Regions from separate parts of the Homo sapiens genome. Here regions 2 and 3 are each linked to region 1. The links are chromatin contacts, found by Hi-C or POLR2A ChIA-PET in ENCODE. All regions are on one chromosome and are shown on one strand. Each heading gives the region's core, a stretch centred on a gene start or an enhancer-like site at or near the end of the contact. The rest is flanking DNA. Distances are from core to core; before and after follow the strand shown. Region 1 overlaps ENOX1 (ecto-NOX disulfide-thiol exchanger 1). Region 2 overlaps EPSTI1 (epithelial stromal interaction 1). Region 3 overlaps DNAJC15 (DnaJ heat shock protein family (Hsp40) member C15).

Region 1 (3,098 bases), core at 194-2,693:
CCATTGAAGTTATTATTAGACACAGCCATCTGGTGCAATACCACTTCTCCCTCTTGAGTAATTTCTCCTCCTAAAGAGTCAGTTTACATGTCTAAAGCTCATTTATATGCCATGATTTCATATCTTTGTGCCGTAACTCATTCTAAATATTTACTTTAGCTAATTAATTGATTATTGTGAAACTGACTGAAGGCTGCTTGGCTTTTAGAAATGATGAGAATGATTATTTCTCCTGCTGTGAAATAATGCCGCACCTCCCCCATTCAAACGTGTTCTCCAAGTATATACAACACATGTAGATAATAGACCTCTCATAATCCTTACCTCGTTTTCAGCACTCACACTGTATCTTATATTTGCACATAAGTTATTTGTTCTTTCATACAGGCTAGGTCAGAAGACCAAAAAATTTTTTTTGTTCTCCCCTTCTCCCCCTCTGTCAAGTGTAGTAGAAGCAGTGTTATCATCTCCAGGGAAGAATAGGACAGCCATTGTTTCCGTAGACCCTACTGTCTTGGCTCCATGAAATGGGGTTCTATATCTAAATCAAGAGATATTTTCACTTAAACAAGATGACTGTATTTAGCCTTGTGAAATTCCAACCAGTTGCATCATGATTTTTCAGGCATATGAACTTAGGGCTAGAGAAAGTTAAATTCCTTTACCTCTTTGACCTTCAGTTTCCTCATTAGAAAATGGGACTATCAATAATATCTATCTTTCTTTCTTCCTTTTCTTTCAAAGATCATATGTATTGTGGATAATGTCATTTTTAAAAAAGGAAATAAGGAGATGTTTTGGAGTCAGTAAAGCCCTCTACGTGGATTAAGTATTTTAACTGTTGATCCCTTCTCAGCGTTTCTGGAGCTGATTCAGAGGAATGCATATTTTAAATTTTGATATTTCCAAAATTGCCCTGTATAAAATTTAAACCCATTTTACACTCACACCAACAGGGGCTATTTAAAATAATTTTAACTTTTACTAACTCCATGGGTGAATGATATCACACATCTGCTTCCATTACTTTGACTACTCTGTTGGTAGTCTTTGAGCTGTTTCCAGTTTTTCAATAGTATCAATAACTCTGCAGTTAGTATCTTTGACTTCTTATTTCCCATTTGGACTATTTCTTTAAGGTCAATTGCCAGGTCAACAGATGACATGGTCGTTTAGTTACTGTTGAGACATCACAAAATTACTTCCAAAAGAGTGTTTCTAGTTATATGCTTATCAACAGAGACACTTACTTGAATGTTTGCTATTTAGTTTCCCTGCTAAATCTGGGTGTAATTAAAATTACTTTTGTTATTTAGTAAGTTAATTTTGTTAATTTAGTAAAAGATGCTGCCTTCTTATTGCCCAAGAACTATAACTTTAAGGGCCTCCTGATGATACCACAGCCAGATGGAAGCCTGGCAGTGGCACCAGTGGTTTTTTTTCTGTTCTTTTCACCTGCTAGTTAATAATTAGGCAGTGTTTCCAGACTCACAGTTGGATAAGATTGAACAGCTCTTGTTCAGCTGTTAATGATTCAGAGACACCTTCCTCTGCCTCTCCACCTATCAAAATTTTACCAGCTCCTCCAAGGGCAGCCTCAAGTCCCACTTCATTCTAATAGCCTTCCCTGGTAGCTCTGGCCAATTTCAGAGATGCTCTCTCCTACCCACCCGAGGGCAGTTACTGCTTTTACCTTAGGATTTGACCCTGGCCTGTAGTCAATTTGTTCCCATTATTTGCTCTGCTGATAGGATTTTGTGAAATGGATACACTCCACATCCCAGGTGGTGTTAACATCATGCCTTTTCTCTTTAGTAGGTTTCACTGTTTATGAGCAGAGACACTTCCTAGTGCAGTGCTAGCCACATATAGGTGCATGATTAATACTGTCAGTCATGTTGAACTGAGTTGTCAAACAGGTTTTACCCCAAAGAGTAATGGAGTACAAAGAAACACTGTACTCTCCCCTCACAAGTCATTTTTAGAACTCTGAACAGGCAAACCAAATTTATTAATATAGGTGGCTTTAAGATATTACTTTTTTCATATTGTTCTGATTTGCTCGTTGGGTATCTTTCCCTAATGGTCTTTTCCTGTTTAGTCTTCTGGCTTATTCCACTGAGCAAGATAAATTTCTCTTCAAACAAAATAACTTAAGCATCCTCATGCAATGGGTTGAGTTTCTTTCTATTTAGATCATGTCTCTTAAGTGACACCAATCTGGCAGGCTTCATTGTTGTTACTGACTCTGTCTCTAACGTTAGCATTTTCCAACTCTGCTATTTTCAGAATAGACCTGTTCATGTCATTCATGTGTTTTTATTAGTAACCTCCGGTTTCATTGACATACTGAGCTTCTCCAGCTGGGGAAAAGCTTCCACCCACCTATGGTTAACTTTTCCTGAGCAGTCTGAAGTACTTCCAAACATTAATATCCAATTTTACCTCCTATACTGCAATTTCTATGCCACTGATTCTCTAGTATGAATCCTTGTCAAATGTTCGAAAACACCAGTTATGTATATGTCTGTCTATGTTTTTGCATATGTATCTATAAATGTTTATATATGTATATATATGTATTTACATATGTATATATGTGTGCATTTACATATTTATATGTTTATGCATATATGTGTATATATGTTTATATATGTGTGTGTGTGCATGTGTATGTTTATATATCTCCTCTAGCAATCAGAATAAAATTAAAACTACAGAGATTTTTAAACCTTTCTTTTTCACCTTTCAACACTTTTAAATGACTGTTCAAGCAGAAAGTCAATAGGCATAAAAGACAGTAGTTATCCAGTTGAGTAGTGGGGATGAGGAGGCCCTTGGGAATCCCCTGTTGAATCTCATATCTGTCACTGTACCCCTTACCCACCAGGCTCTGTCCACACTGGCCTCCTTTTACTTCTGAAACATGCTAGGTTTGCTCTTGCCTTCAGGCCTTTGCTCCCTCTCTTCCCTCTGCCTATAATCTCGTCCTCCATATCTTCCCACCACAGGCCAGCTCCTTGTTTTTAGGAACTGAACTCAAAAGTTCTTTTCCAGACAGACCATCTTAACCAATCAAACGGCTTCCTCCCTCCTCT
Region 2 (3,098 bases), core at 398-2,897, 410 kb after region 1:
AGCCAGAAACAGGGATATAAAGAAATAATTAGAAAAAACTTAATGATATATATTTATGAAAGAAGATGCAGCAAAGGGAATCAGTCACAGCATGAAGAAAGGAGATGTCCTAGTGATTCAGGGCTAAGTTGTTACATATAAAATAGATGTCATATATGTTATATATAGTTGTTATAATTACATACAATGCAATAGATGTCCCCTTAGTTATCTTAAGTAAGTATCTATGGCTTTCTTTATTTCTCTCCCATAAAATAAGTCTGAAGGTAGGTAGTCTAGGGATGATCTAATACAAATAATGGAAAACTATAATAGAATATTTGTTATTTTCTGGCATTGTTCTCAGAACTGTGAAATGAAAAGAAATCCTGGGGTCCCCAAATCACTAAGCTAAAGGGAAAAGTCAAGCTGGGAACTGCTCAGGGCAAACCTGCCTTGCATTCTATTCAAAGTCAGCCCTCTGCTCACTGAGATAAATGCATATCTGATTGCCTTCTTTGGAAAGGCGAATCAGAAACTCAAAAGAATGCAACTGTTTGTCTCTTATTTATTATGACCTGGAAGCCCCCTCCCCGCTATGCGTTGTCCCACCTTTGCTTCCAGTTGTCCTGCCTTTCTGGACTAAACCAATGTTCATCTTACATATGTTGTTTGATGTCTCATGTCTTCCTAAAATGTCTAAAACCAAACTGTACTCTGACCACCTAGACCACATGTCATCAGGGCCTCTTGAAGCTGTGTCATGGGTGCGTCCTCAACCTTGGCAAAATAAACTTTCTTTTTTTTTTTTGAGATGGAGTCTCGCTCTGTGGCCCAGGCTGGAGTGCAGTGGCGTGATCTTGGCTCACTGCAAGCTCCGCCTCCCGGGTTCACGCCATTCTCCTGCCTCAGCCTCCCAAGTAGCTGGGACTACAGGCGCCCGCCACTACACCCAGCTAATTTTTTTTTGTATTTTTAGTAGTGATGGGGTTTCACCGTGTTAGCCAGGATGGTCTCGATCTCCTGACCTCGTGATCTGCCTGCCACGGCCTCCCAAAGTGCTGGGATTACAGGCATGAGCCACCACACCAGGCCTTTAAACTTTATAAATTAACTGAGGCCTGCCTCAGATATTCAGGGTTCACAGCACTTTATATCCTATGAAGTGGATAGTTATCCCGATTTCACAGGTGAAAAAATAGAAAAACTGAATAATCTGCTCAAAGTTGTACAGATAGGAAATAACAGAATTAGGGTTTGAAGTTGGGCAGTACAGCAACGGATTACCACTGATGTGGTGTTTTCATGGTCACAGAGCACCAGACTGCTTCTGACTTTCTGCTCTGCCATTCCTGATCATGTCTTCCATATTCAGGTTGCCTCATTGACTAAGATGGTTGCTTGAGCACCAGCTACCACATCAACCTTCCAGGAAGAAGGAAAGTAACAAAACAGCTTTTTCTATTTGTCTACCACCACTTAAAGGAGGCTTTCTAGAAATCTCTCTCCGTGACTTCCACTTATGTCTCAATTTCTCAAACTTAATCACATAATTTTACCTAACTATACAGAAGGTTGGTGGCTGTAGTCTTTTAATTGGGCACATTCTCTGTCTGAATAATACAGAAGTGCTATTAGCAAGGAGGAAGTGAGAGTGAATGTTGGGTAGGGCCTACATCTCTTTTGGTTAAAGAATAAAGGATGTCACACATAAGAGTGGAAATTAATCATATGATTATGTTGTCTCAGATTTTTGAAATGTAAATAGGATATCTAAGGAAGAAAAGTTTAAATGTAGCCCACATTCCTGTTCAGAGTATTGAATTCAGAGGACTGTTAGTGTTTTCTTCTGGATAATGTTCTGCTGAAAGCATTATGCTTTGTACATCCTGTAGGATTATTTATAATAGTGAATAATTGAAACAGTTGCAATAGTTGAGTGGTTATATGATGCACCAATATCATGAAATACTACATAGCCATTGAGAATTAAGCATGTTACATATATAATCAAATTAGGAAAACCACTTATAAATGAAAGCAGGATGTACAGCTGTACTTAAAATATGTTTGCAACTGTGTAATAATATGTATAGAGCATAGATGAAAAGTAAATTCACCCAAATAAAATTGTAATTGTGGTGTTTGAGAGGTGGGATTATATGTGACTTTTAAATGTTTTTAAAATAGTTTTCTGAATTTTCTTTTACAAGTATGTTTCTTTCAAAATCAGAAAACATGAATTTCATTTCTAAGTGTTCTATGTACAGATTTTGGAGTACATCACTATGTCTTGCATTTCTGGTTTTTTCCTTTAAGTTATAGATAACCTTGAGTAAGGCTTGAGACAGAAACATAATCCATTCTAAGTCTATTAATAATAATAATGGGAAGAGAAAATATATAGCACATTTCATAAGTAAGTGGTTTTTCTGCCAATATCAATTTATTTATCATTAAGCCATTCTTAATATGAATGTTAATACTAAATATTCTCTTGCTGGAAAAGAGAGTCCCCCTAGGGCCTCAGGTACACTTACGTTTTGTTGGATGTGCCAAGACCACTCTTTAACCTATTTCTTAGAGTTATTTATTTAGCTGGGAACCTTGAGAGATAAGGTTTGTTCTCCCAGGACAAAGACCAGGCTCACTTACTATCTGCTGTAAAAATGGTGTATTCCCGAAGGATTTTATCAGCTGCAATGCAAACACACCATGTGTGCAGCATCCATCCTGTTGCGCCCATCATAAGACTGGAGGCCAGAGAGAATAGATGTAAATAAGCTGGTGCTCATGCTGCCTACTGTGCCATCAGTAATAAAGTCTTTGACTCTGATCCAGGAATTTCATGTCTTCTGCCAGTGTCTGTGAAACAGTAACAGGCTAACTTATTAGCTTGTAAGTGGAATCCAATCAAATCCCAGACCTGACATCTCTATGTTCTGAAAATATGAATTTCTGACAGTTATTTTTACTGAGGAAGTAGTTACAAGACATTTTGTAAGTATACCTACCAGTTGGTCTCCATCTCAACGATGGTCCCATCATTGGTTTTTGGCCTCTTAAAGATGGTGAGTCTCTACAATATTGTACTTCATATACACTCTTTATATCTTTAG
Region 3 (3,098 bases), core at 160-2,659, 340 kb after region 1:
AAGCCTTTTGTTCTCTGACCTGGGGTTCTTGGCCTCACAGATTCCAAGAAATTGAACCTTGGGCCATGTGGTGAGTATTATAGCTATTAGAAGCTGTGGGTCATGGAAGAGAACGGTGGAACCCAGCAACCAGTGTTCAGCTCGATTAGGGCACTTAGCCGTGCAGTAACAAAGGCGAGCCTTTAGCCTGATCAGGTGCGGCAATGTGCACCTCACTGGATCAGAAACGCAGTGGACACCCTGCTGGATCCAGAGGGGTGTAAGTCAGCGGCAGGTCTGCGACGGCAGCAAACAGCAGCGGTGGACAGCGAGCAAAAGCTCAGCTCGAACCGTAACAAACACGGACCAGAAGAGTGTGCAGTTGCAAGATTTAATAGAATGAAAACAGAGCTCCCGTACAATGTGAGAGGACCCAAAGGGGGTTGCCCACTCTCTGCTCCAATGCCTGGGTTTATATCCCAATCACTGCCCCTCCCCCTGTGCTCTCAGGCGATATATGATTTGACTATTTCTTTACCTCCTGCTTTTAGCTTAATTTGTATTTTAGTGAGCCCTCTTTACTACCTGATTGGTTGGGCGTGAGCTGAGTTACAAGCCCTGTGTTTAAAGGTAGGTGCGGTCACCTTCCCCAGTTAGGCTTAGGAATTCTTAGTCGGCCTAGGAAGTCCAACTAGTCCTGTCTCTCACCACCACCGAGATGTCTCTTGTAGCTCATATTTTATGTGTACCATACTGGTGACCGAAATTATGTTTTGAAATGGGAAAATATAATGGACAATGCTAGTTAAACTTAATTAAAAATCTAACATATGGTCATGCTTCAAAATATCCTGGACCAGGTAAATATATTCAAAAGTCTCACGGAAGACAAAGAAAATAAAGTTAGGACCTTATGTCTGGTAAATTTCCTTACAAAAAAAAAAAAATGAAGATAATCCACAGGTTATGTGGAAAACATGAAAGAATAACTAATTTGTTAAACAAACATTAAGGAAAATAAACTCCCAATAAAAAGGTTAGGTAATTTAGCAAACAGGCACTTGAAGGCTATTTCCCATCTCTGACTGGTTCATTAATTAATTCAATAAATACTCAGTATTTACTATGTGCCAGTCATGATTTTAAGCCCTAGGGATATATCAGACAAAATCCCTATCCTCATGAAGGTACATTTTAGCAAGAGAGACAGACAACAAACAATTTTAACAGGAAAAATATATAATTATTTTACGCAGTGATTTGTGCTATGGAAAAAAATTAAGCAGATAAAGAAGTAGGTATGTGTTTGTATGGTGAGAGTGAGGGAAGAGAGAGACCCTCTCACATTGTTTTATATTTTATACTCAGTACCTGTTTTAAGAAAAAAACAAGGAAGTGAAATCAAAGACAGGCAGCCTGGCCCCAGGCCCAAAACCACGCCCGAGCCTGCATGGCCTAAACCTAGTAGTTAAAAATCAACTCATGACTTAGAACCCGATGTTACCCATAGATTTCAGGCATTGTATGGAAGAACATTGTGAAACTCCCTGCTCTGTTCTGTTTCACTCTGACTACCAGTGCATGAAACCCCGTCACATATCCCCTAGATTGCTCAATCAATCACAACCCTTTCATATAAAATCTTTAGTGTTGTGTGCCCGTAAAAGGGACGGAAATTGTGCACTCGGGGAGCTTGGATTTTAAGACAGTAGCTTGCCGATGCTCCCAGCTGAATAAAGCCCTTCCTTCTACAACTCGATGTCTGAGAGGTTTTGCCTGCGGCTTGTCCTGCTACAAGAGCAACAAATTTAAAGTGAGTAGGGCAAGCTTCACTGAAAAAAATGACTTTTGGAAAAAAATTAAAGCAAGAAAAAGGATTCCTTAGATTTTGGACTAGCAATGGGAACAAGTGTAAAGTCCCTAAAGCACAGGTGTGCCCAGTGTGCCTAACGAATAGCCAGAAGGCCAGTGTGCATACAGCAGGAAGAGAAAGAGAAAAAAATAGGCAACAAGGTCGAACAGGTCACAAGGGGAGCAGATCATGCTGGGCCTTATATGGTCAACATAAAGACTAGCTTTTCTCCGAGTGATACAGTACATCATTGTTTTGAGCAGAGGCCTAAGATTATTTCAATTAAAATTCTAAGGATCATTCTACTTGTCATGTTGAGAATAGATTGTAGAGGATGAAAAGCAGAGGCATGGGGATGAGTTGTAAGTCTATTAAAATAATCCATGAAAGAGATAATGGTCACTTGGGCTACAGCGATTAATGATGGAAATGAGGAAAGTGGTGAGATACTAGATAGAGTTCGGAGGTAAGGCCAATAGGATTTGCTGAGACACTGGATATGGAGTCAAGGTTTTGAAATGAGAAAATATAATGGACAATGCTAGTTAAACGTAATTAAGAATCTAACATATGGTCATGCTTCAAAATACCCTGGACCAGGTAAATATATCCAAAAGTCTCTCGGAAGACAAAGAAAATAAAGTCTTTGCAACCAAAAGGAACTAAAAGGACCTTTTAGTTGTCTTGAGCAACTAAAAGGAAAAGAGAAGAGTCAAGGTTATTGTCTTGAACAACTAAAAGAATGACACTAACTGCCTTTTGCTGCAAGGACTGTGAGAGGTCTGTGGCAGAGAAAGGGTATGTCATGAACTCTCTTTTGGACTTACTTTCTAACAATATGCCGTGACGAGTATGATAAAGCCTAAGTGAAACAGTATGAGAATTCCTAACACCTAGAGGGTAAATGGAGAGGTCTCATCTACTAATGGAAAAGAAGAATGAGCCAGATGTTTGGAAAACATTCATTCTTTGTTATCTTGCAGTGAGTTAATTCTCAAGGGTTAATCACAAGCAAATCACTTTCTGCTGAACTCAGTGTTTTATGCTGTCTTACTATTAGGTTCAGTCTCCACAAAGAAAACTCTTTGAATTTAAACAACAGCAAGTGGAAAGGAGAAAAAAAGAGAGGAAACAAGAAAGACTGCTGGCAAATCAATATAATTTGGGTAAAAGAGGTATTATACATGCAGATTAGAATAAGGAGGGGAGGAGAATTTACATTCAAGAAAAAGTGTCAGACACAATAAAATGACAATAACGAGAATTT

Evidence for each region. Hi-C counts contacts between places; a loop is a spot of excess contacts on that map. ChIA-PET counts read pairs that join two places held with the same protein, here RNA polymerase II (POLR2A). Pooled maps may share reads with other maps.
Region 2: a map with no recorded cell type shows a loop between it and region 1 (3-fold over the local background). The contact joins two enhancer-like sites. A Hi-C loop is called at or near these places in 3 of 37 single-sample maps with no recorded cell type and 2 of 50 pooled maps. POLR2A ChIA-PET finds 5 or more read pairs at or near these places in 1 of 52 experiments (SK-N-SH).
Region 3: a map with no recorded cell type shows a loop between it and region 1 (10-fold over the local background). The contact joins two enhancer-like sites. A Hi-C loop is called at or near these places in 5 of 37 single-sample maps with no recorded cell type and 2 of 50 pooled maps. POLR2A ChIA-PET finds 5 or more read pairs at or near these places in 1 of 52 experiments (CD4-positive, alpha-beta T cell).

Annotation. Positions count from the first base shown.
Region 1 is chr13:43,387,261-43,390,358 of GRCh38, reverse strand. The region is part of intron 5 of ENOX1 (ecto-NOX disulfide-thiol exchanger 1); the gene reads left to right. Among named protein-coding and RNA genes, the nearest start is that of ENOX1-AS2, 60 kb to the left of the region's middle. Within about 2 kb of position 1,443, at least 4 of the 41 ENCODE cell types and tissues checked have a DNase peak (open chromatin) inside an H3K27ac peak, as active enhancers do.
Region 2 is chr13:42,975,845-42,978,942 of GRCh38, reverse strand. All of the region lies in intron 1 of EPSTI1 (epithelial stromal interaction 1), which reads left to right. Among named protein-coding and RNA genes, the nearest start is that of EPSTI1, 15 kb to the left of the region's middle. RefSeq lists an enhancer at 1,493-1,662. Within about 2 kb of position 1,647, at least 2 of the 41 ENCODE cell types and tissues checked have a DNase peak (open chromatin) inside an H3K27ac peak, as active enhancers do.
Region 3 is chr13:43,043,987-43,047,084 of GRCh38, reverse strand. All of the region lies in intron 1 of DNAJC15 (DnaJ heat shock protein family (Hsp40) member C15), which reads right to left. Among named protein-coding and RNA genes, the nearest start is that of DNAJC15, 22 kb to the right of the region's middle. RefSeq lists enhancers at 261-936, 1,278-1,337, 1,438-1,487. Within about 2 kb of position 1,409, at least 16 of the 41 ENCODE cell types and tissues checked have a DNase peak (open chromatin) inside an H3K27ac peak, as active enhancers do.